Linked DNA regions of Homo sapiens: region 1 is linked to region 2. A link is a loop called in an ENCODE intact Hi-C map of the cell type or tissue named here. Cell type or tissue: sigmoid colon. All regions are shown on one strand.

Evidence for each region. Peaks named below come from ENCODE experiments on the same cell type or tissue, not always from the same donor. Only the 100,000 strongest peaks of a DNase experiment are listed, where the experiment ranks them.
Region 1: a loop joins it to region 2, with 6 times the contacts of the local background. A loop is called at or near these places in 7 of 110 quality-filtered maps.

What each region holds. Positions count from the first base shown.
Region 1 is chr4:87,527,545-87,535,544 of GRCh38, reverse strand. It overlaps SPARCL1 (SPARC like 1), which reads left to right and starts at 6,169. Exons shown (of 11, transcript NM_004684.6): 1 at 6,169-6,500. In sigmoid colon, no CTCF peak of the experiment used is centred here; DNase peaks (open chromatin) are centred at 4,494 and 6,164; H3K4me3 peaks cover 3,970 bases; H3K27ac peaks cover 1,839 bases.
Region 2 is chr4:88,014,827-88,022,826 of GRCh38, reverse strand. PKD2 (polycystin 2, transient receptor potential cation channel) reads right to left here. Exons shown (of 15, transcript NM_000297.4): 2 at 3,256-3,369. Among named protein-coding and RNA genes, the nearest start is that of PKD2, 11 kb to the right of the region's middle. In sigmoid colon, no CTCF peak of the experiment used is centred here; DNase peaks (open chromatin) are centred at 730, 4,146 and 4,736; H3K4me3 peaks cover 801 bases; H3K27ac peaks cover 964 bases.

The sequences.
Region 1 (8,000 bases), 490 kb after region 2:
GATTTCCAGCCTCTAGAACTGGGAGGAAAATAAATTTCTTCTGTTTAAGCCACTCAGCCTGTGGTATTTTCCTATGGCAGCTCTAGCAAAGTAATACAACTCAGAAGATAGTTCAGGAACCGGTGGGGTTCCTGCAGGCCCCGAGGGCAGAGCCTCTGAGGGCCAAAGAGCAGCGCACTGAACCACAGAGGATTATTCTCAGGCCTGAAACATGATGGAATTTGGCCTGCTCTGTTTTGAACTTGCTTGGAACAAATGACCCTTGTCCACTTATGTATTCCTTCCATTTTCTCCATTTCAGAATGAAACTGTTTATACTATGCCATTGTATTTGGGGAGAGGTAACTGGTTTTCTAGTTTCATAGATGAGGAATCAGGATAAATCATACCAAGAAACTCACATACACCTGATTTAGATGATTTAGATGATGATATTTAGGACTTTTTGACTCGATGGTATTTAAATGAGATTTGGAATTTAGAGTTAATGCCGGAATAGGTTCAGAAATTTGAAATGGGTTAAGAATGGGATGGATGTATTCTGCGTGTGGAAAAGACATGAATTTTGGGGGACCAGAGAATGGACTATAATGTGTTGAATTGCTCCCCAAAAAGGTATGTTCAAGTCTTCATCCTTCATACCTGTGAGTGTGAGCTTATTTGAAAATAGGGTCTTTGCAGATGTAATCAAGTTAAGATGAGGTCACATTGGATTACGGTAAACCCTAAATCCAATGACTGGTGTCCTCACAAGAAGAGGGCACACAGAGATTCACAGGAGACCCACAGGGAAAGAAGGTCATGAGAAGAGGGAAGCAGAGACTGGTGTGATGCGGCTATGAGCCAAGAAATACCAGGTGTTTCTGGAAGCCACCCAGTGGAAGTCAGGAAGAGGCAAGAAAGTATTCTTCCCTATGGCATTGGGATGCAGCAGGTGCCTGCTGACACCTTAATTTCAGACCTTTAGCCTCTAGAACTTCAAGAAAATACATTTCTGTTGTTTTAAGCCACCCAGCTTGTGGTAATTTGTTATGACAGCCCAGGAAACTAATGCAAACCTCTTATGGCTCTATAGAACCACGTGATTGTACGGCACTAAGATAATCTAACCCTTTATATTTCTGTTATCCCAGTTGTCTCAATTATTTGTGTCTTTATAGGGCTGCCTCTTATTTTTGCCCTAATTTTCTCTCCCTTCCCCCCTTTATGTCTTACATCTGCCCCGCCGTGCTTTTCTTAAAACTTTGCTCTGCCTCTTCTATCTTCTTTTCTTCCTTTTTCCTAATACTTTTTTTCTCAACAGGGTCTCCTTCCATTCCTGATGAAAATCTATTTTCTGGTTCTCTTGCCTATACAGGGTCCATCCTCTGGATGGGAGGAATATACTCCCCATCCCACTGAAGTCAGCTGTGGTCAAATGACTTATGTTGATCAATGAAATGTAGGCAGAAATGATAAGTATTACACCCAGGCAGAAGCTTCACAAACCAAGCATATTTTGCTGTATCTGTTTTTCTTCTGCCAAGGGAATTGGTCCATCAGCCTACACTCCAGAATAAAGACATGTAACAGAATTGCAGCAGACCTGCAATAAACATGTGGCAAGAATAGAAAAAAAAAAAAATTTGTTGTTGTAAGCATCTGATATTTGGGGATTACTTGTTACTACAGCATAACATGTTCTTCTTACACTCCCTAACATTCAATGAGAAAACTTTCCAGATCTCCCTTTTATCTAATGAATAAAGATCAAACTGCTTAGCCTGATATCTAAAATCCACTAGTCCTGGCTGGGCACCGTGGCTCATGCCTGTAATCCCAGCACTTTGGGAGGCCGAGGCAGATCACCTGAGGTCAGGAGTTCAAGACCAGCCTGGCCAACATGGTGAAAAAATACAAAAATTAGCCAGGCGTGGTGGCACACGCCTGTAATCCCAGCTACTTGGGAGGTTAAGGCAGGAGAATCGCTGGAACCCAGGAGGCAGAGGTTACAGTGAGCTGAGATTGGGCCACTGCAATCCAGCCTGGGCGACAGAGTGAGACTCTGTCTCAAAAAATAAAAAATAAAAAATAAAATAAAATAAAATCCACTAGTTCTAACCTATCTTTCTCCTTTTAGTTTCACTTATTTTGCTTCAAAATTTATTACTAAAAAAAGCAATTAATTACATTACACGTTATATTTAATTTTGTTAAATATATAATGTGTAGTGTAATTTTGTGAAATATAATGTGTAATGTATAAACATAATGTGTAATGTGTAACATAATAATGTCCACATTATATTTAACAAAATATTGTGCACATTTTGCTACTGTCTTACTCGTTAATTGCTCTCTGTGTATCAAGCCTATGCCTAAGACCAAATAGAGGGTATGACTAAACCCATAGAAGGGCTGGCCTGGGAAAGGATAGCTAGAATAAACTCCTGCAAGAGTCCATAGTCAGAAAATGACCCAGAGGGTTAATAATCAACACAGAACTGAGAGATCTGAAATTGTTCAGTGTCAAGTTATGATGGTACTGTGGGGGTAAGGAAATTCCACAGGCAGAGATCAGTAACTCACCTGGAATTGAGACCTCAAGATGGGTCCCAGAAGCAAGACCCACAGAGAACTAAATATCAAGGTATTAAAAACATAATGGGAAAAATATTTTAAGTGTAATGGGGTGTTATGGGCTGAATTATTTCCCCCAAAATTCATAAATTGAAGTTCTAACCCCCATTGTCACTATATTTAGAGACAGAGCCTTTAAAGAGGTAAATTAAGGTTAAATGAAGACGTAAACGTGAGGATCTAATCCAACAGCACTGGCGTCCTTATAAAAAGAGGCAGAGACACCAGAAGCACACATGCCCAGGGGAAGGACTGTGTGAGGACACAGTGAGAAAGTGACCATCCACAAGCCAAGGAGAGAGGCCTCAGGAGAAACCAACCCTGCTGGCACCTTGATCTTGGACTTCCAGCCTCCAGAACTGTGAGAAAATTAATTTCTGCTGTTTAAGCCACCCAATTTGTGGTATTTTGTTACGCCAGCCCTAGGAAACTAATACATTGGGTAATCAAGGAAGAGGGTCCTACAGGCCAGGTCCTGGCCAAGATCAATACAGACACTCTGTTTTTACTGCAGCTTTTTCACTCACCCATACTTACCTCCTTCCTGGGGATCTCCACTATTCCAAAAGAATCATGTGACCTCTGACAATGAGCATATGCCTTGGCTCTTGGACTCCTAATAGGCAGGAAGTACATCTTTGATATCACCCAGAGGCTTCTGCTATATGTAACAAAGAAGTTCTGTATATGCTTGAGGATTAATTAACGTGTTCTCTGCTCCTTCCCCTGAATTAGGGGTTTTTAACTTCATAGAATCCCTGAGAGGATACTGGGGGGGAGTTTCATAGATGGGTTTTAGGAGCTTGCCCACAGCTTTCATCAGATTCTCAAAGGGAATCCTAACACTAAAAGGTAAAAAAAAAGAAAAAAGAAAATCCATTTAGATGTTGACATCTGTCACATCCTCTGACCAACAGTGATGTTACGTCTCTTCATGTACAGTAACATAATGAGCTTTTTGTCAAACTTTTCCCAACCCATTTGGACGTCTCATACGTTTTCTAAATCTGATCTGTAGCTCCATCTGTTAGGTGAGTATTGTTGCAGGTTTATTGTCCTCAGCTTTCTGAACTGTAAACTATTTTAGAAAAAACAGCTTCAGAAACAATGAGAGTTTGAATATCTGCCAACAAACATTTCCAAATAAAGCTATACTGAAAAGACACCGCGAATTCAAAGGCCTTTTTTTATTCATTTTTCTCTCTTGTTTTGTTGTAAGAAATACAGTGGGTCTTTATTAATCATGTTATAAATTAATAAGACCTCCAATAAAACTGAAAGTCAAAATTCTCAAGCTTTGCCACCTACAAATGAACTCTCTAGGTACCTATTTACATTTAAGAGATGAATCCAGTTTGCTTTAAGTAATTACTTTTTAGGTTAACACAGTTACATAAGAAAATTTATTTTGATCATTTTACAGAAGCATAAAATATCAATTTTAGCAGAAAAAAATTTTAGTCGGGTAACTTTTTTTCCAGAGCCCTTTAAATGAAATTTTTTTCTACATTCTCGTTGAATTGATGTAATCACCTGAAATCAATCTTACAAAGCCATCTTAAATAAATGGGGAATGCTAGTTAGAATAAGAAGTTAATATTTTGGGTCCCCAAGAAAATTTTCTTTAGCCAACTAAGGCCAAATCCTCAGAAATGCTTTTCTTACTTATTCTGCAATAGTCTCACTGCTCCCAAGCCCCTTGGGAGACTTGGAAAAATGGTCTGTGTCTTCCACACTTCTCAGAGCAGATGTGCACAGAGGATGTGCACACCAGGGAGAAGCATGGTCAAACACTGCCCACCCCTTTATCCTTCCTCCGAGGAGATTGCTCAACCCCTAGACCTTGGCTAAGGAAAAACATCCTATTGTCTGAGGCAAAAAGACATCAAGTCCTTTCATGCTGTCCTGGGAAAGGCGGTTTGGAACAAGTTATCCTGATTCTAGAGACGTGAGTGTTCCCAGCTGCACCGTGACTTGTTTTTGGCTCCTAGGCAAAGTGCCCAGTTTCCTCTGCTCCCAAATTTCTCCAACTGCAAAGTAGAGATAATCCTTGTTACCTTTTTCTTGCAGTGTTCTGAAAATAAATAGGGCAAATAATTCTAAAGTGTTTTGAGAGATTTGGCTGAGGGCATATTTGCCTAGAAATGTAGGTGGGGGTTTTTGGTTTATTTTGGTTTTATTTTGTTTTTGTCAGTGTTTTTGCTTTTGGCCAGACGTTGGCATGCATTTAGAAAATCTAAATTAAATTAAATTAAATTATAATTATTCATCTGATGATAATGGAACATTTACAGGATGCAAAGCACTGTGCTAGGCACCAGGAGAATGCAGAAAGGGCACATCCCCTTCCTTCAAGGAGTTTACAGCTTTCTCAGAAGCAGGTATGATATATATATGTGTCTATATCACATAATAGAGGGATTATAGATAAGTTACACAAGTGTGGCTGTCAGCCATGGTAGCTGATTTGGAATCCCATCCTGTAAGTTACAGTTGGATACCCTAGAAAAAACACCCTTACTAAGCTTTGGTTTCCTCTTATGTAAATGATAATAGCTAACATTTATTGAGTGTCTGCTACGTGGCAGGGGTGTTCTATGCAGTTTATCATGTTAACTAACTTAAAACTCAGAACAATTGCAGAGATAGATATTATCATCATTTCCATATGTATATCCCTGTCTTATAGATAAAAGCACTGATGCTTTAGAGAGGTTATATAACTTGTCCCGGGTCATAGTTAGGAAGTGGTGAAGATAGGATGCAAATCCAAGCTGGCTGGCCTCAAATTCTGCCAATCCAACCACTGTATGACACTACCCCTCAAATGGGAACACAGTAAAACTTACCATGCGTAGTGAGGATCAACTGATAATAACGCATAAAAAGCTGTTAGCACAGTGTCTGACACATAATAAATGTGTGATAAATGTAGAAGTAGCAGTAGAAGAGATTAGACACATACAAACAACCAGAATCCCGGGCCAAAAATAAGTGCACACCTCCATTCTTTTTATGGGAAACCTCCTTCTTAGATACCAACCATTATAACCATGGAGTTACAGTGGAGAGCTGTGTTGAGGGGAGAACTGCAACATTTCTGAATCAGCATACAAGTGATCTATAATATAAGGAGCAATCATTTTTATATATGTCCATTTCCAAATCTCATTCAAAGAAGGTTAAGGTATCTGAAGTACCCTTCTATTAAAATTCAGACTGTATTTGCTAGAACAATTTCCAATTGAGCAACGTAAAAATGCATCTGCTGCCATTTCTCTTCTTCCCTCCTTTAATCCCTACTCCCCAATTTCCTTTAGAAAGAAACAACAGCATGGAGTTTCTTTTCAAGGTCTTAAAATAAAAATCTCCAAAAAAGGGATGCTGCTTATAAAACCTTTCAGAGTTGTTTGAAAAAGAAAAAAAATGCATAAAGAGCCAAGTGCTTATATTCTGGCCAAGTTATGAGGCTCTGAGAACAAGAGCTTGAGGGGAAGACTGTTAACCCCATCCACGCCACCAGAATTAGCTCTTTCCCTTTTGGTTTGCAAGCACTGCCTGTAAAGCCCTCGCATGAGAGGCCAGCCTGCTAGGGAAATCCAGGAATCTGCAACAAAAACGATGACAGTCTGAAATACTCTCTGGTGCCAACCTCCAAATTCTCGTCTGTCACTTCAGACCCCCACTAGTTGACAGAGCAGCAGAATTTCAACTCCAGTAGACTTGAATATGCCTCTGGGCAAAGAAGCAGAGCTAACGAGGAAAGGGATTTAAAGAGTTTTTCTTGGGTGTTTGTCAAACTTTTATTCCCTGTCTGTGTGCAGAGGGGATTCAACTTCAATTTTTCTGCAGTGGCTCTGGGTCCAGCCCCTTACTTAAAGGTAAGTTGTAATAAATTTACGGCATTATCTAATTGCATTTGTTAAGCTGATTTGCGTGATCTGATAAAGCTGTCAAATATTTTTGCCTAAATAATACAAAGCCATTTATTTACCAAAAAAAGTTTTGTGTGATTTACAGAAAAGATACTTCATAGAGAATTTTACCATTTGTATTCATGTTTTCTTGTTTCCTGCGAAATTAAATAGCAAGTACTAATAAATGATGGTGATTTTAGTGAAGACCAAGAATAGAAATGTGGAACTGTTGATCGCCTCAGTAGCATTCAGATCTTAGTGAAGCCTGAATCCTGAAATGTGTTTTGTAGAAGTACTTTATTACATATATGAAATAAACTATAAAGAAGGTAGTTTTTAAAAAAAATTTCAAATCAAATAATTTGTATGTTTTCCATGTTTAAATTATCTAAAGTTATTCAATCTCCTGAGCCTAACAGCAATGTAGAAACGGAACTTTTTGCTTTTCCAAAAGGTAGGAAAATTTCTCCTTTTATACTATATTCTTGTTTGATTATTTTTAAGTTATTGCGATTATTTTCCCTTTCTTGGTTCCCTTTTACAGCTTTATAACTAATTATTTTTTGCCTCCTACTATCATTTGTTAAGATGCTCACACATAGACCTAAAATTTCTCTAATTCTTGATAATGTCTTATTTACAAAAGCAAAAATGGGAGAAGAGAATTAAAGAGCTAAAGAGATTATGGTAACTCATATTATAATGTACTACCATTTCTGGCTCTCTTTTCTAAAATAAAGCAATAATGTAGGTTGTGCTTATTCATCCTTCCCAGGTATTAAAGGTCACTCTGCAAGAGAAAAAAAGAAAAGAAAGGAAAAGAAAAGAAAAAAAAACATGCTTTTAACTGCAGATCAATACTGTTGAAACAGTACACCAAGAGGTACTGCAGAAAGAGTATCTCTTTTGCACTGCCTTTAATCTGCAAAGAGGTTAAATATGTCACCTTGGCATTGTATCTGAGCTCTCCTCTGGCCCAGGGCCTAAGCACATTGAATAGAAATGTTCACTCAGTCCAAGTCAGCAGAAATCTTTTTTTTTTTTATTCTCCCCTTTCTCGTAGACACCAGCTTTTTTCAGTTCACAGCTTACTCAGTCAAACCTGATGGTTGTGACTATTGTTAACTATGATTTTTTTTTTATTCAAAACACCCTCTTTGGAAAGATTTAAGTTAATATTTCTGTTCATTTAATAAGATCTAGCAAAGCAGAGCAGTTTATTTCATCTACTTATCGTCCAATCAACTAGTGCCACTTTCCACATTTTGGAGAAGAATATTCACATGTTATTTATGAACCTTGCCTTTTTCTTTCAGAGAATTTTTCACACAGCCATTGAGCAATTAGAGTGCTGGCATTTCCTTCCTAGGTCTTTTGAGATTTAATCCCCAGTAGCTCCTCATGGCACAGATTCACATATCAACTAAGTAAAAATAATAGTGATGACAGAAATAAAATGAATAG
Region 2 (8,000 bases):
ACAGGCCTGATCCACAGTGCCTGGCCAAACCTCTTTTTTTATAAATTACCCAGTCTCAGGTATTTAGGGCAATGCAAGAACAGCCTAATACTTAAGCCATAGGGGTAAGTACACTATCTCATTTACATACAGAGTAATGAGTTTGATATTCTTGGTCATTTGATATTGACATTGCTGGCAAGATTTTAAAACTAGTAATTAAAAAGATAGCTGGTAAGCAATAGGGAAAGGACTCAGTCACTAGAAGCCAGTAAGGTTTTGCTAGGAGTAAATCTTGCCTGGTTATTCTCACTTCCTTTTTAATCTGGTCAACAGCTCACAGATCACAGGAATGGGGGAATTACTCAGACAGGCATTTGGAAAAGTCTTTCCTATCATCTTGTTTATGAACACTCTGAGCTGGATGATAATATAATGAAGTGAACTCCAACCAAAGAGCCTTGATTAATGGACTGATGTTCTTAGACCAATCTTTTTTAGTTTAATAATTTACAAGGATATGGATAGAGATAATAACTCTGCTGATACTGTGAGGCTTCGGGGAGTAGCTGATGTGAGATGAATGAATCCAGTTCCAAGATAATTTCAACAGAATGGAAAAATGGGCAGATCCTAACAAGATGAAATTTAACAGGGTTGAAAGAGGAGTCCTCCACTATGGTCCCAGGCTAGCTCACATACAGCTGGGGGACACAGTGCTTCACAGTTTTTGGTGAAGAGACTAAGGAATTATTTATATGATGAAACAGCCTCATGAGTCTGGCCATGGTAGGTTGCACAAGCCACAGTGTAGTGTCTGGTTTAGGAATCTCATGGCCCCACTCACCATGGTGAGGCTCATGTGCTTTCTTAGGGACTCTGATGAACAGAACATTCACCAGAGGGACTTTCCATCATGGGAGTTACTCAAACTTGTGTCTCCAATCACATAATCAACAGCTGGATGAACTGGAAAGGCTTAACCTGGAGAAGGCTTAGAGGAGATTAGGTATTTGTCTCCAAACTTGCGAAGAGCTGAATTGGAAAAGCAACGTGGAAAAAAGATACTTGGTATAGGTAGGCTTGGAGGGTGCAACTGGGTAGAAGTTATAAGAGATAGACTCTGGCTTCACTGCTAAGGACGAACTTTCTAACATAGCTGTAGAAAAATGAAATGAACGATTTCAAAGAAGTAAGTCCCTTAACCTGGGACTCTTGTTCAATCAGAGGCAGTATGAGTAACCATCTGAGACGGATGTTTTAAAGAGAATTTAGCATTCAGTGAGGTCAGACCATATGACTGCTAAGATACTTTCTTAAGTAGAGATTCTACAATATTCCAAAAACAAAATTTTTAAATATATAGCTACTCACATAAGAAATAAAATGTGATTTGCATGAAAAAGAACAAAAAGCGACAATATTCTCAAATAAACAAGAAAACCAATTCATTATGTGACTTTAGGCATATTTCCTAAAACTCTGTCTTCAGCTTACTTCTCTGACTTACCTTCCAAATTTATCACTACATCTGAAAACTCGTTTCTCTAGGCTACATTATGGAGGCTCTGTTAGTAGATCTCGGAAAACCACATATGTATTTTAAAATCAGAGTGATTCTAATGCTCAGTCAGTTTTGGGGACTGCTGAAATTCTAGACTTACGTACAGGGGTTACCTTCTATTTTGCATAAGAAATTTGTCTGTATATGTAAAGCTTGAAAAGAACTTAGTAATTCTAATCAACTTGTTAATATTTAAGGCCACTGCAGTTTAATGTTTAAGCATCATTTTAATGCAGGCAGCAAACTCAATCTCAAGTTTCTAAACTCTAACAATTTAAAACATAAAAATATCACATCCAGGCTGGGTGCAGTGGCTCATGCCTATAATCCCAGAACTTCCAAGGCAGGAGGATCACTTGAAGCTAGGAGCTGGAGACCAGTATAGGCAGCAAAGTGAGACCCCACCTCTACAAAAATGTTTTAAAAGTTAGCTGGGCATGGTGGTGTGCAGCTGTAGTCCCAGCTACGTGGGTGACTGAGGTGGGAGGATCACTGAAGCCTAGGAGCTCGAGGCTGCAGTGAGCTATGATTGTGCCACTGCACTCCGGCCTGTGAAACAGATCAAGACTCTGTCTCTAATTTAAAAAAAAAAAAAAAAAAGGAAACCTTTTCTCAGAGGAGTTTGGTAGGAGGCTCTGGGGTCATAAAACTGCTTCCTCATCTGTTCTCGTGAAGACTTTAGATGAGACATGACAGAAATCCATCATCGAACGCCCTTTGATTCAGAGGACAAATCCATCACCTGTGGCTTTCTGGACTTTGAGACAAATGGTTCCTACAGCTAGTCTCTCGCTCAGGCATCCCTCCCCTCCCCCTACCAGAGGATGGGAAGACGAACTGAAAGAAGGAAAGAAGACGAAAGAGATGGGCCTATAGCAAGTTTCTTGTGGAGTAAAAGTCCAGCAATTATTAAAGATTGAGAAGAAATAATGAATTAAAATGAGGCAATGACACAACATATCCAAATCCAAAAGAAGGGGATATTACATGTATACGCCAATAAAAGCAATATTAGTAGCATTATTTGTATTTCCTGAAAGTTAAATTTGGAAAGTCATTTTTCTGGAAACAATTCTTATGCAGACTTTATGTTAACTGATATAATAATAGTATGACAATAATGATGATACTGTAATAATGGTGATACTGTATTCATTGTTAAGGAATCTAATACAAAAATCCTCTAACTTGGTTTCTTGGTGTCTGGCAAGTTGCCACGCGTATCTCATAGTGAAAATCACCACCACTGACGATGAACTGGCTGGTCAGATAATGCTGATTTTTAATTAATGTTTACCAGAGTGCAGAAGAGAACTTGACCAAATTCTAAATTGGAATTGAACTCTTTGCCTCTCCCGTCCTGTGTTAAACGCAAGTCCACAGTCACTTAGCATTTGGTCACAATTTAGTCACAATTAGAAAAATTCTTTCTTATATATTTTTCAGAGCCTTCTGTTGCCATCTGCAGTTTTGGGAAATGGGGGTACAGCAGAGAACAAATCACGTCCCTTCTCTTATAAAGCTTGCATTCTACCATAGGAAGATAGTCAATAAACAAATGCCCAAATAAAAATATTAGAATTAAAAACAAAGGTAAGAAGGTAACTTCCCAGTTGCCCCTCTGGTGCATACACACTTCCTTTTAATTATGATTTGGATAGGTCAAATCTTTTCAAAACTTTCCCATTAGTGCAAGGAAATATTCTACTTACAGATGCACAAGACTATGAGAAAAAGGAGGTATGTGACCAGTTCCCGTAAAACACTTTTAAGGTATTTCTCTCGGTTAGTGCTGCTTTCCTCCATGAGTCTTGTTCCCCAGAGACCTTTAAAATAATAATGAAGAAAAGAAAAGATATCATTTTATTTAAGAAATCTCATGAATGGCAAAAGGGAAAATAAAGCACAAATTAAAAAGTTCACCTATAAGGGAGATTCTCCTTTTTTTTTTTTTAATCACATTTTGAATGCAACTGAGAAACTGGTTTTGTAGGCCTACCTTTTATTTAAGAGTACATCTGGCTCCAATGTTACCCCAAACATGCAAAACATAAGGCAACAATTCTGATCATTTTATAGGCTCCCAAGCCCATTAGCAATATCTTAGTCAAATTTTAAAAAGAGAACAGGAAATAAGGAAGGCCTAACAGAGGAGTTAAATAATTGTGCAAAACTTATCAGTTCTTCCTATTTGAGGTGGATACAACCTTGTAATTATCCTACTACTAAACCCAGTTAAGAACATGATGTAATTATATTTCAAGTAATAACTTTTAGGTCACCCCTGATGAAAAGAAGTCCTTGTTGGAGAATCACTTCAATATAGAAACATGTTATGCTTCTAACCTACTGGCATAAAAACTCTGCTCTGTAAGAGCAGAAGCTGTCCTATTAAAAAACTCCATGGTGACTGATTACACTAAGCGTGCTTAGCTGAGCAGATTTTTAAAACAGCAATTAACATATAATCTTTAAAAGCAGCAACTCATCCATGTTCCCTCTCTTTCTTTGTAGAAAGAGTAGAATCAACAACCATGTTCTACATTTTAGCAGATGGAAAAAGCGTTGGGCTGGCTGAGTGAAGATGACGTAACCCTCCATGAGCTTGCTGGAGAGAGTGACCGCAGTTTTGGACTCAGCCAGCAGCAGACATGGTGGCCATCCAAAGCCCCGTTAATGAACAGTGTGGTAAAGTCACATTGCTGGTTACTTGGAAGAACCTTAACACTTTCCAAAAAAGACAAACCTCTCAATCCTTTCAGTTAGATTAGGTTGGCTGTTAAATGGAAACCAACCTGGTCCTTGCATGTTGTCTCATGCTTTGATTCCACAGACCTTAACTCCTTCAATAATGGAAACTCACACAGCCACTTTCGCCACAATCAAGCCACATAGGGAAATGGGAAAAAATAGCATAAGGCCTTTTACTTCGAAGAAATGAGTTCATCATTAGTGTTCATGTATTTTTTAAGTCTTATAATAATATGTAAGTTCTATTCCTGAATTTGGGTATTTCCTTTCCTTTTCTTTTTTCCTTCCAAATGTCCTTTAGGAAAATCAGCACTGAATTCAAAAACACTGTGTTACGCATCATACGTTTCACCAGCACTGAGAGTGGAGCATAACTTATGACCAACTTTGCTTCTGCCAAGATCTGGTAGTTGTCAGGGAATTACTCACTCAGAAGAAATGCAGCAAGCAGAATGTTTGTTCACTGAAACACTATCATATTAAAGAATTATTACAAATTTAGATGACATGGAAAATTACAACTTAGAATAACACAGAGGCAGCCAAAGATTAGGCTCGGTAGCCCTGGACACAAATACATCACTTCTTTGGGTAAATTTATTTTGGAGGCCAGGCCTAAAATATATGTCAATAGAGACTGCTAGTCTCTTTACTCCCAGGGAAGACTGTTACCCTGTCTCATTTGGTCAATGATTTCATTCTTTCCCATGGTTTATAAACAACTAGGCACTAAGGAACAGCCATGATTCTTAATATTTATACGTGGTATTGCTTGGCCTATAAATAGAAAAAAACAAACTCCTATCAAATTTTCTTCAAGCTAGGCTGGGTGCAGTGGCTCAAGCCTATAATCCCAGCACTTTGGGAGGGTGAGGCGGGTAGATCACTTGAGGTCAGGAGTTCAAGACCAGTCTGGCCAACATGGTGAAACCCTGTCTCTACTAAAAATACAAAACTTAGCCAGGTGTGGTGGCGGGCGCCTGTAATCCCAGCTACATGGGAGGCTGAGGCAGAAGAATCGGTTGAACCCGGGAGACAGAGGTTGCAGTGAGCCAAAATCACACCACTGCACTCCAGCCTGGGTGACAGAGTGAGACTCCATCTTGAAAAAATAATAATATTCAAGCTAAACTTGTGATGGCCTACGGCAATTTAATTCTAGCCTTTGAATGAAACATTGCAAATGGAAAGAAACAAGTCTTCTTATGTATGTATGTATGTACGTATGTATGTATGTATGTATGAATTTATTTATCTTGAGGCAGGGTCTCTCTCTGTTACCCAGCCTGGAGTGTAGTGGTACGATCACAGCTCACTGAAGGCTTGATCTCCTGGGCTCAAGCCATCCTTCCGCCTCATTTTTTGATTTTTTGCAGAGATGAGGTCTCAATACGTTGCCCAGGCTGGTCTCGAATTCTCGGCCTCAAGTGATCCTCCTGCTTCAGCCTCCCAAAGTGCTGGGATTACAGGCATGCCACTGCACTTGGCCTCCCTTATTTATATTTTTATATGATATACATCCATATATTTTCTTTCTTTTTTTCTGTCTCTGTTTTTTTTTTTGTTTGAGACAGAGTCTCACTCTATCACCCAGGCTGGAGTACTCTGGCACAATCATGGCCCACTGCAGCCTTGACCACCCGGGCTCAAACAATCCTCCTGCCTCAGCTCAGCCTCCCAAGTTTCTTAAACTACAGGTACATACTACCAAGCCCAACTAAGTTTTTAATTTTTTGTAGAGGTGGGGTCTCACTACATTGCCTAGGCTGGCCTCAAACTCCTGAGCTCAAGCAATCCTCTCACCTTGGCCTCTCAAAGTGCTGGGATTACAGATGTGAGCCACTGTGCTTGGCCCTGTGTATTTTCTTTTTCTAAATTACTCTATCTACTTCCTCAAATATTTACTGCTTTAAATTTTTCATCTCATTTTCCCATTGGGTGTGTATGTAGGACCAATCTTAGGGTACAGGGACCTTTTACATCCTGGTGGGTGAGAAATAGTTGCATCTACAAGTAGGAAAAATAGCTGTCCTGCAGCCAACTATTCTCCATGTTTGGCAGAGCTGATAGGATAAGAATGGTTAAGGATGGAATCATGTGCAAATTGGTGACACTCTTCAAAATCAACTGTTGTCTTTCCCATAGCTGTTCTAGTTGTGGTGGGAGTTAACTTCCCAGCATTGAAGGTATTCAATGTTTCCAGGTGTTAGGGAGAACACGGACTGAGAGTATAGACCCAATTTCCTTTAAGAGGGTGCTTAGCTAATGCCAGAATGCAAAGCCAGAGTACATCATCTAAAGCAGGGTCCCCAGTCCCCAGGCTGCAGACGGGTACTGGTCCATGGCCTGTTAGGAACCGGGCCCCACAGCAGGAGGTGAGCCGCAGGCAAGTGAGCATTACCGCCCGAGCTCCGCCTCCTGTCAGATCAGGGGTGGCATTAGATTCTCACAGGAGTGAGAACCCTATTGTGAACTGCGCATGTGAAGAATCTAGATTGCCTGCTCCTTATGAGAATCTCACTAATGCCTGATGATCTGAGGTGGAACAGTTTCATCCCCAAACACTTCCTACCCCAGGTCTGTGGAAAAATTGTCTTCCATGAAGCCGGTCCCTGGTGCCAAAAAGGTTGGGGACTGCTGATCTAAACAGTGCATTCCTCTGCTCAATGTTACTTATTAATAGGAACACTGGGGAACTCTGTAATGGAGAACTCCAAGCACAAAAGATATTCCAAACATAAATAATTGGCTTTGAACAAAAATGCCATTTCCCCAACTATTTTATCTAAATCCTTTCAAAAACTTTTTATTGGCTGGGCACACTGGCTCACGCCTGTAATCCCAGCACTCTGGGAGGCCGAGGTGGGTGGATCACCTGAGGTCAGGAGTTTGAGACCAGCCTATCTAACATGGTGAAACCTCCTCTCTACTAAAAATACAAAAGTTAGCTGGGTGTGGTGGTGAGCTACTCGGGAGGCTGTAGTCCCAGCTACTCGGGAGGCTGAGGCAGGAGAATCGCTTGAACCCGGGAGGCGGAGGCTACAGTGAGCCGAGATCACACCACTGCACTCCAACCTGGGCAAAAGAGTGAAACTCCGTCTAAATAAATAAATAACTACAACTTTTTATTTTAGAAAATATCAGAAATATCACAAAGAGAGAATATTATAATGATAAATCTATCACCTAGATCCAACAATATCAACTCAATGCCAATCCTAGTTCATTTACATCCTCACCCATCTGATGCCACTGCTGATATGATAGGGGGTAGCAATGCTCACTAGCCTGCTGCTCACCTCCTGCTCTGCGGCCCAGTTCCTAACAGGCCATGGACCAGTACCACCCCAATTATTTTGGAATTAATTCCAGCTATTGTATCACTTCATCTGTAAATATTTCAGTTCCATGGTTAAAAGGTTAATTGTGTATCTTTCACCTCACACTAACCTTCCCCATCTGAAATACATGAAACCCATATGGCCTATTATCAAGGCATGGTGCAACATAGGGCTCTGGAGTCAAATGACATTAAACTGAGGGCTTAACCACTTGGGAGCTGAGAAAGCTTACCTGACATCATGAGCCTCCACTTCCTCATCTAAAAATGGAGTAAGAGTACCTTTTTGTGGGGTTGTTCTGGGAAACAGAAATATTATTTGTGGAGCACTTAGAGTGCTTGGAAGAGGCCTGTCTGTAGCTTCAG